Regions from separate parts of the Homo sapiens genome. Here region 2 is linked to region 1. Evidence: read pairs that join two places in POLR2A ChIA-PET (ENCODE). Cell type or tissue: PC-3. All regions are shown on one strand.

Region 1 (4,000 bases):
GTATCTTATTGCCACAAAGGCTTTGTTCTGTCAGTGTTAGGATCTCTATTTTAACATTAATGCTGGTCAATTGTTGTGTCTAAACCATAAAAGACAGGGAGTACAACGAGGTGCATCTGACCTCCCATCCCGTCATGGCTCAGAACTAAGTTTTTAAGGTTTTTATGGAATCCCCTTGGTGAAGAGGGGGTCTGTTCAGTTGATGAGGGGCTTAGGATTTTATTTTTCGTTTACATACCTAATAAGATGCTTTCCCTCTCTCTTTTCCTTTTCCCCTCCCTCATCTCCTCCCTCTGCATCTCCTCCTCCTCCTCTGTCAGAGGTGTTGACACTTAGAAATTTTTTTCCAGATGCCTTCAGCTAATTACTGCACAAAATTCTAGAGTTTTTCATTTTCTCTTTACTTCATTGTCTTTTATGTTTCTCTTTTATATTACAATGGGAAGATAATTGGTAATTTTATATTGAACATTGGCAGGTAACATATGTTCTGTTATGGACTGAATGTTTGTGCTTCCCCTTCCCCCATTCATATGCTGAAGCCCTAATCTCCAATGTGATGGTATTTGGAAATGGAGCCTTTGGGAGATAATTAGGGTTAGATGAGTTCATGAGGGTGGGGTCCTGGCCTAATGGGATTAATATCCTTAGAAGAAGAGACATCAGAGAGCTTTTTCTTTCTCTCTCTATCCCCACATATGCATTTAAAAAAGCAGTCATGTGAGGTTGCAGTGAGAAGGCAGCCATCTGCAAGCCAGGAAGAGAGCCCTCACCAGGAACTGAATTAGCCAGAACCTAGATCTGGGACTTCCTAGCCTCCAGAACTGTGAGAAACAAATTTCTGTTGCTTAAGCTACTCAGCCTATGGTATTTTGTTATAGCAGCCCAAGCTGACTAATACATTTTCATAACAAGCATCATCACCAGACAGTGGAGAGCTAGTAGGGAAAACATTATTATACATGACCTAATTTAATGTCATTTGGGGTTATGATCTCAGTGGCATATGGTTTATATGGGCTTAGTTTGGCTACTGCAGCTTCGGGATGAGTAAGACAAGTCCTTGAATTTTGCTTTAGGAAAAGATTCCAAGTTCCTGAGGTGTGAAGCGTTATAAGCTCACAGGAGTTTCTTCTTATAGCTCTCCTCTGTTTGGCCACTATATAACTTACGATATGGTGTTGGTGACAGTTTTGCATTGATTTAGTGTGTAATAGTGTGACCAAGCAGGGTCTGTTCATTTCCCCAATTAAAAAAAGTTATTTTACTGATTAGTTTAAAACATTGTTTGGCTTCCCAAAAGGATGTACAGTGCATGGTTACTAAGCTTATCTTTATTATTTCTCAAAGAACTATCATTTTACCAGTTGAATATTTGAATGTTTTCCCTGATAGTGTTTCCAAGTATAGCTAGTCCACTCATTTGTAGTCCTCTTGGCTCTGATGATAGCATTAGACTATGTTATAAAATACTCTTCATATAAAATTCTTTCAGATGAATTCCTAAAGACCTATAGATTATTATTACTAACTTTATAATAGAATTCTGTTTAAATTGGTACATGGCTAAAAGTCACATTTACAGGCAGTTTCACATGGAAATAGAATAAAGTTGTTGCTGTTGTTAAAGATAAAGGATTTAATACTGCTAATCCAGGAACCAGATGTCACATGCTTAGGCATGTCACTTTATCTCTCTAATAAAGTCACTAGTCACATAAGTCTTAGGCAAGACTTAGCCTCACTAAGATTCATTTTCCTCATATGTAAAAGGGGAAGAATCACTCCCTTGTTGACTTTATTCTGAAGTTAGCTATCAAGGACCTGGCCCCAGAGTGCCAGGTACATACTGTGCACTAGGACTCAATATGGGTCTTACTATGCCAGCACCTGGATCTTTCTCATTATGTCTCATCTTGCTGTTAACCATTGACTACAGGGTGGGAGGGATACAATTGAAGGGTGATTGCAATTACAGCCAGAATAAAGAACATCGAGTAGTTAAGCTCTTGAGGTGAATATATTACATAACCAATTTCCCCCTCCCCAACTTTCCTTTTAGGTTTATTGTCACTTAAAGAAAAACAACTTTCTTTTTTTGGATCTGTTTTATGTTCAAAGCAATATTGAGCAGAAGGTACAGAGATTTTCCATAGCCCCCATACTCCCAGATATGCATACCTCTCCCATGATTAACCTTCCTGACTAGAGCGGTATATTTGTTTCAATTGATGAACCCATGCTGACACATCATTATCACCCAGAGTCCATAGTTTACACATTAGGATTCACTCTTCCTGTTGTACATTTTATGGGTTTGTACAAATGTATAATGGCACGCACCTACCATTATAGTGGCATACAGAATAGTTTCACTGTCCTAAAAACCAATTGCTTTTTAAATGAGAACCAATGACTTGGGGACAGAGAGTGCATGGGATTTTCTTTGACAGAGATTGTTGTTCTAGGTCCACAGGGGAAAGAGTCATGCTGTTTGGAGCACTCTAATCAGGAGAGTCAGTGTACAGGGCAGTCATTTCCCTCACAGTCAGTGCCTGCTGCAATGCTGTAGCCCAGGAGCCCAGGGTGAGCTCAGAGTGTGAGAAGATAGCAACCCAGGTGCTACAGCGTGATTCACAAAACAGGGGATAGATAGGTGAGGCTATTTTAAGCCATTTGGGACATTGTTTTAGGTCTTATTGGGGAAAATTACCTTAGAAGGGCATATAAAATTCCAAAAATAGAGCTCGCATAGCAAGTAAACATTTTTTAAGAGGAGGAGCTTCTCCCTGTCCCAATTACAGTTCTCTTTTAGGCCCATTTTCCACAAAGTCATATGCCAAAGCGAAGAGACAAACTGCAAAACCTAACTGCTGTAAGGAGTTTTAAGTACACACTTTACGTTGTGATCAAACTCTTGCCATTCTTTTTAGGCTCCTTAATGGAAAAGGACATTTGTACAAACATCCATTTCACTCCCAGTCACAAAACTTTAATTTATTATTATTTTTTTCCTGACAATATAACACATGTTCCCCAGATATAACTACGAAAAATACTAAAAAAAAAAAGGAAAAGGAAGAAAACAATAGCACACCACAGAGAAAAACTTTGGTAAGAGTCTGATATGTTTTAACATTACCAATCTTGGGATATTGCCCTACTTGAAATCCCTCAATGTCTCATTCCAGCTCTCTTGGTTCCTCTTGGTCCACTGTGCTCCCCAGCACCACTATGCCAGCAAGCTTCTTCCATGGCAGTGGATCTGCCCATGTGGTGCTCATCTCCAGGCAGAAAGCAGTCCTTGTCCTCTAACCCTTGCTCATCCTTCAGCTTGTCGTTCAGTCAGCACACATTCACAGAATTCTCTCTGGATACTTCTCCTCTACCCCCCTAACACCCACCCCAATATATATAGTTTTACCCCGTTCTACCTTCTCATTGCACCTTGAACTTCCCCTTTATAGCATTTAGCCAAGGACGTAGGCACATGCCCTAGTTGTTTAACATCTATCTCCTATGCAGATGCCATCTCTAATAGCCTGTTTTGCTCCCCATCCTATCCACAGCACCTACTACCATGACTGACCTATTTAGTAAATGGACTAATATATAGAGATTTACCTTAGGTGTCTCAGCAGCTTTACATATCTTTAACCATATTTCTGATTATTATTTGAGAGTAAGTTTCTAGGTATGCATATCTAGAAAGATATGCATATGTTTGCCAGTGCTGCCATAACAAAATACCACACACTGGGTGGCTTAAACAGGAGAAATTTATTTTCTTACAGTTCTGGAGGCTAGGAAGTCCAAGATTAAAGCTTCTTCTGAGGCCTTGCTTGTTTGATTGCAGATGGCTGCCTTCTCACTGTGATTTTCCATGGTCTTTCTTCTGACAGTGAGCAACTCTGTTGTCTCTCTACCTGTTCAAATTTCCTCTTCTTGTAAAACACCGGTCAGATTGGATTAGGGCTCACCCTAATGGCCTCATTTAACG
Region 2 (4,000 bases), 1.4 Mb before region 1:
GAAACAAATATTCATTGCAATAGAATGGATAGATTGTAGTATAGACTCAGCGGTGGAAAAAATAGATAACTTATATTTATATGCAGTAAAAATGAAAGAATCCTAAAAACATAATGTTAGGGGGAAGTCAAGAGGACCTCATATCGTTTGCTGCCATTTAAAAAAGTAAAATAACACGAAAAACCCTACAAAATGTGTTTTACATATATATATGTATGTGGTAAAACGATTAAAAATAAAATAAATGTCAGGATAATGATTAGCTTTAGCAGGCGTGGGGAGGTCAGGCCAGGCGATGAAATCAGAAGGTGCCCAGAGGTGGTTTCAGCTATATTAGGACAGTTCTAGTTCTTAATTCAGACAGACAGTTAACACGGAATTGTCCTGTAATTGTTTAACTTTCTAATTATATCTATTTGCATGATTTTAAAATTAGATAATAAAAGCTTAGGCCAGGTGTGGTGGCTCATGCCTATAATCCCAGCACTTTGGGAGTCCGAGGTGGGCTGCTCCAACAAGTGCCATTAACATTCATGTTGGTAGTATGTGATAGTAAAATGCTACCACTACTGTCACTACTACTGTTACTACTGCCACCACTGTCTAACGTAGACAGGGCACACCATAGGCTGGGTAGAAGCACAAGTGCATTTATGCCTAATAGCTCACCTAACTTTCACAACAACCTTATCAGGTAAGTGCTTTATATTATCCTTATTTTCCTGATAAGAACATTTAGGCATGAAGAAGTTAAGTAACTTGACCAGGGTTATACAGATAGTAGGAGATGGAGCTAGGCTATATGTTAGATAATCTGGCTCCAGAGCAAATTTAAGCAAATTTAAACACTCCACGGGGTAGAGCTCAGTGGTAGAGCATTTGACTGCAAATTTAAACACTGTGTTACCCATCACATTAATAAGGTTGATTTCATTTTCTTGAAGTGACAGCATCATTTAAAAAGCCAATGAATGTGCCAGACTCTTCTACTTCATTGGGATTGGCCTGTCCTAAAACAGGAGTATGTGTATGTATACATATGCATATATGTCTCTGTATAAATGTATATAGCTTATTTTCAAACAAAGGAGACCAAGAGTTTGAGCTATTGAGGAATGAGGGTCTTACTAAATGTAAAGCTCTAACATGAGAGACTTTTGTCTAGCCGTCTTACACCCATCCACTAGACTTGTCTGTGTCCAAGAGGGAAGCAGTGACTACAGGAATCATACTTTTGCGGTTCATAAAATTTTTGGACTATGGAAATACAGCAAATATTATACTGTATATGTCTATTGATTGAATTTCAGCTGTTTGACTTTCAAACCTTTTTCAGGAATATGTCATTTAGGAAAGTGGGGGCATTTCTATAAAAAAATGTAAAAATCTCTGAGTCCCATGCAATTGAATAAAAATACCATAATTTACAGGACAATATGAAAAGTCTCTTGAGTAGAAGAATCCGGTAAATGTATGAATCTAACAAATAACTAAGCCTAAAAATTTCTTTGCATTTGAAAAGTAAAAGATATAATGCACATACTCTTCTCTGGGGCATGGAAATGCATGTTTTCCTAAAATTCTCCTGCAGAATTTCATATGAGTTGGCTCCGCAAAGGGTAAAATAATCTATTTTCTTTCCTTGTCTGTGGTGCGTTAGTAATCCACAATAAAATACATTCAGCCTCAGGGCAGAAATGATCTTCTGAACTTTCCAAACCTCTCCAGAGATTTGGCTGAAGTAACAGCCTGTCACAGAAAAGAAAGGTATTCTTCTCATTTGAGAGGAATTTAAATTTCATTTTTTAAAAAATGGGTCCTACTTAAACAGTCTGTGGTCTGAGTTTTTTCCTTGTGGTACATGCTGCTCTTAAAAATGGCTCAATTTTATTATATGTAAAAAACAATTGTCCAAGGAAAATAGTAAATATATTCTAATTGTGCACTTGTGGAATCATTCCATCGGAAAAAATTATGCAAAACCCTGGGACAGGTATCCAAAAACAGCTGGAAGTCCAAAGCAATGGGGAAGGCATTCAGCCTGGATATTTTGTCTGCAGAATCTGAACTTCTTTAATTTTATTCCTTCTAAATTTTGTTAGAGTCATCTCTGTTTTCTCTAACCTTTCCTTGGAGAAATTACTGTTTAAAATTTGGTTAAAAGTTACTTTCATAAGCCTGCTCTTGTAGAGTCTTGAGTAATTGACACGGAAAAATTCTTTTTGCTCACTTACCTAGACATTTGCCCAGTACTCTACTTCAGTTCTTCTTAATCTTTATAGGGCTGTAAACTTCTTCGAAAACATGAAGAACGCTGTGATTCATCTCCCCAGGAAATTTTTTATAGGTGCATGTAATATAAAGTCTATTGTGTGCTTCAAATTAGGCTTCTATTTCTACACAGAGTGCTGAGTTGAGAAATGGATTGTGAGTCTATAGTAGGTTTGTGGTTTCTGTATCCGCAGCCCTCCTTCTCTCTCTCTTTCCCTTTTTTTTTTCTTCTGGCATTTCCTGGATGTGCTGGTCTTCAATTTATTGTCTCTCAGATCCACACTCATCCCTCTTTGCACTGCTTTGTGCTTTTATAGCTGGACTCCATACAGTTTTTTCTTTGCCAGCTGGCTCCACGTTAAGCTTTATCAATAGAGGAGGCTGGAGAGACACTTTAAAACATAGCAGAAGAAGGGGCTTCTTTTTCTACTTCTAGTGTGCTTTATCTTTTCTTCTCACTGCATGGTTGACAGTAGTGTTTGGGAGGCCCTGTGGCACTCATTCTGCAGTGAATTTTTCTGTCCCCCAACAGATAGCTTCCTGCAGACCATGTCCAGTCTGCTGGCACCCCAGCAAACTTCTGCTTCCTCTAGCGGACCACAGCTACACACTCTTCCACAAGGTCTGACTTACAGCCTTGGGTGTCTGGAGTCCTTCTGTGGGTTTTTAGTTTGCTCCTTTAATGCTCTCCCTCTGTCCTAGATATAGCAGTTTAGCATTTGTTCATTCTGCATTCTTTAGAGTCCTCTTTATCCCTTCCAGTGATCACCATTTATTAGCTAATAATTCATTACATTAAAATTTCCCTGTTCAAATTACTAGTGTAGTTTCCATCTTCTCACTGAACTGTGGCATTTAATTTTGTCAATTGCTATTTTGAATCATTATCATTTGGGTTACTAGTATCACAAATCTCCCCCATCCCCATGGTCTTCAAAAATAAACTTTGGGAGCAGTTCGTGACAGGTATTGATATCTAATTTCCTTCTGCTTTGAGGTACCTAGAAGAATTCCCTTGAAGTTAGGCATACCACTGGAAACGTTTCATGTCATTTCCACATGGAAACAGTCAATGGCTAGTGCTCAACTCTTCAACCTACTCTCCAAGCACCTATCTTTCTACTCAGTTGGTTGTTAACTAATCTCTACTAAGTTAATTACCAATGTCTAAAGCATAGCCAGCTATTGTCCAAGATAATTCTAAGGAAGAAGAAATGTTAGACAATAAAAAGTTTGGGGTCAAATTAATTGATGAATACTGTGTTAAACAGTTTTATTTTTCCTCTGCAGAGATTCTGAATGTGTTCAGTATGCTCATATGTAATGTCAGTCTTGAAGAAGGGGGTACTTTTTCTAGTTTTTTGACTATGGAGCCTATAATTGCTGGGGCAGGTGAAATGTTAAGAGGAAATTGGGTCCTAGCAATTGAATGCCTCTACAGGAAAATGACATGCACCACTTCTGTTCACCGCTTACCTTCTAGGGAATCTTTCCAGGCACCTTGAAGGAGAGGGGAACTGATTGTCTATGAACAGTAGCAATGCCTGCCCCAAACTACTGTCAAATTAATTAAAACAACAATAACAGTGGCAGCAGCAACCAAAAATGGATTTATTGAGATATTTGTAGCCTAAGGAGATTGTTCAACAATAAAAAAGTCATTGATATTAAAATGAAGTGGCTGATAATTTTATTGACTCTGTTAAGTGTTTGTGTGGTCTATATATAG

The links. Peaks named below come from ENCODE experiments on the same cell type or tissue, not always from the same donor. Only the 100,000 strongest peaks of a DNase experiment are listed, where the experiment ranks them.
Region 2: POLR2A ChIA-PET joins it to region 1 with 13 read pairs; 1 of 35 experiments calls an interaction of 5 or more read pairs at or near these places.

What each region holds. Positions count from the first base shown.
Region 1 is chr3:100,436,218-100,440,217 of GRCh38, forward strand. All of the region lies in intron 2 of LNP1 (leukemia NUP98 fusion partner 1), which reads left to right. Among named protein-coding and RNA genes, the nearest start is that of LNP1, 37 kb to the left of the region's middle. In PC-3, no CTCF peak of the experiment used is centred here; DNase peaks (open chromatin) are centred at 994, 1,904 and 2,464; H3K4me3 peaks cover 1,312 bases; H3K27ac peaks cover 3,861 bases.
Region 2 is chr3:99,082,651-99,086,650 of GRCh38, forward strand. No RefSeq gene overlaps it. Among named protein-coding and RNA genes, the nearest start is that of LINC00973, 170 kb to the left of the region's middle. In PC-3, no CTCF peak of the experiment used is centred here; DNase peaks (open chromatin) are centred at 1,701 and 2,461; H3K4me3 peaks cover 1,230 bases; H3K27ac peaks cover 2,185 bases.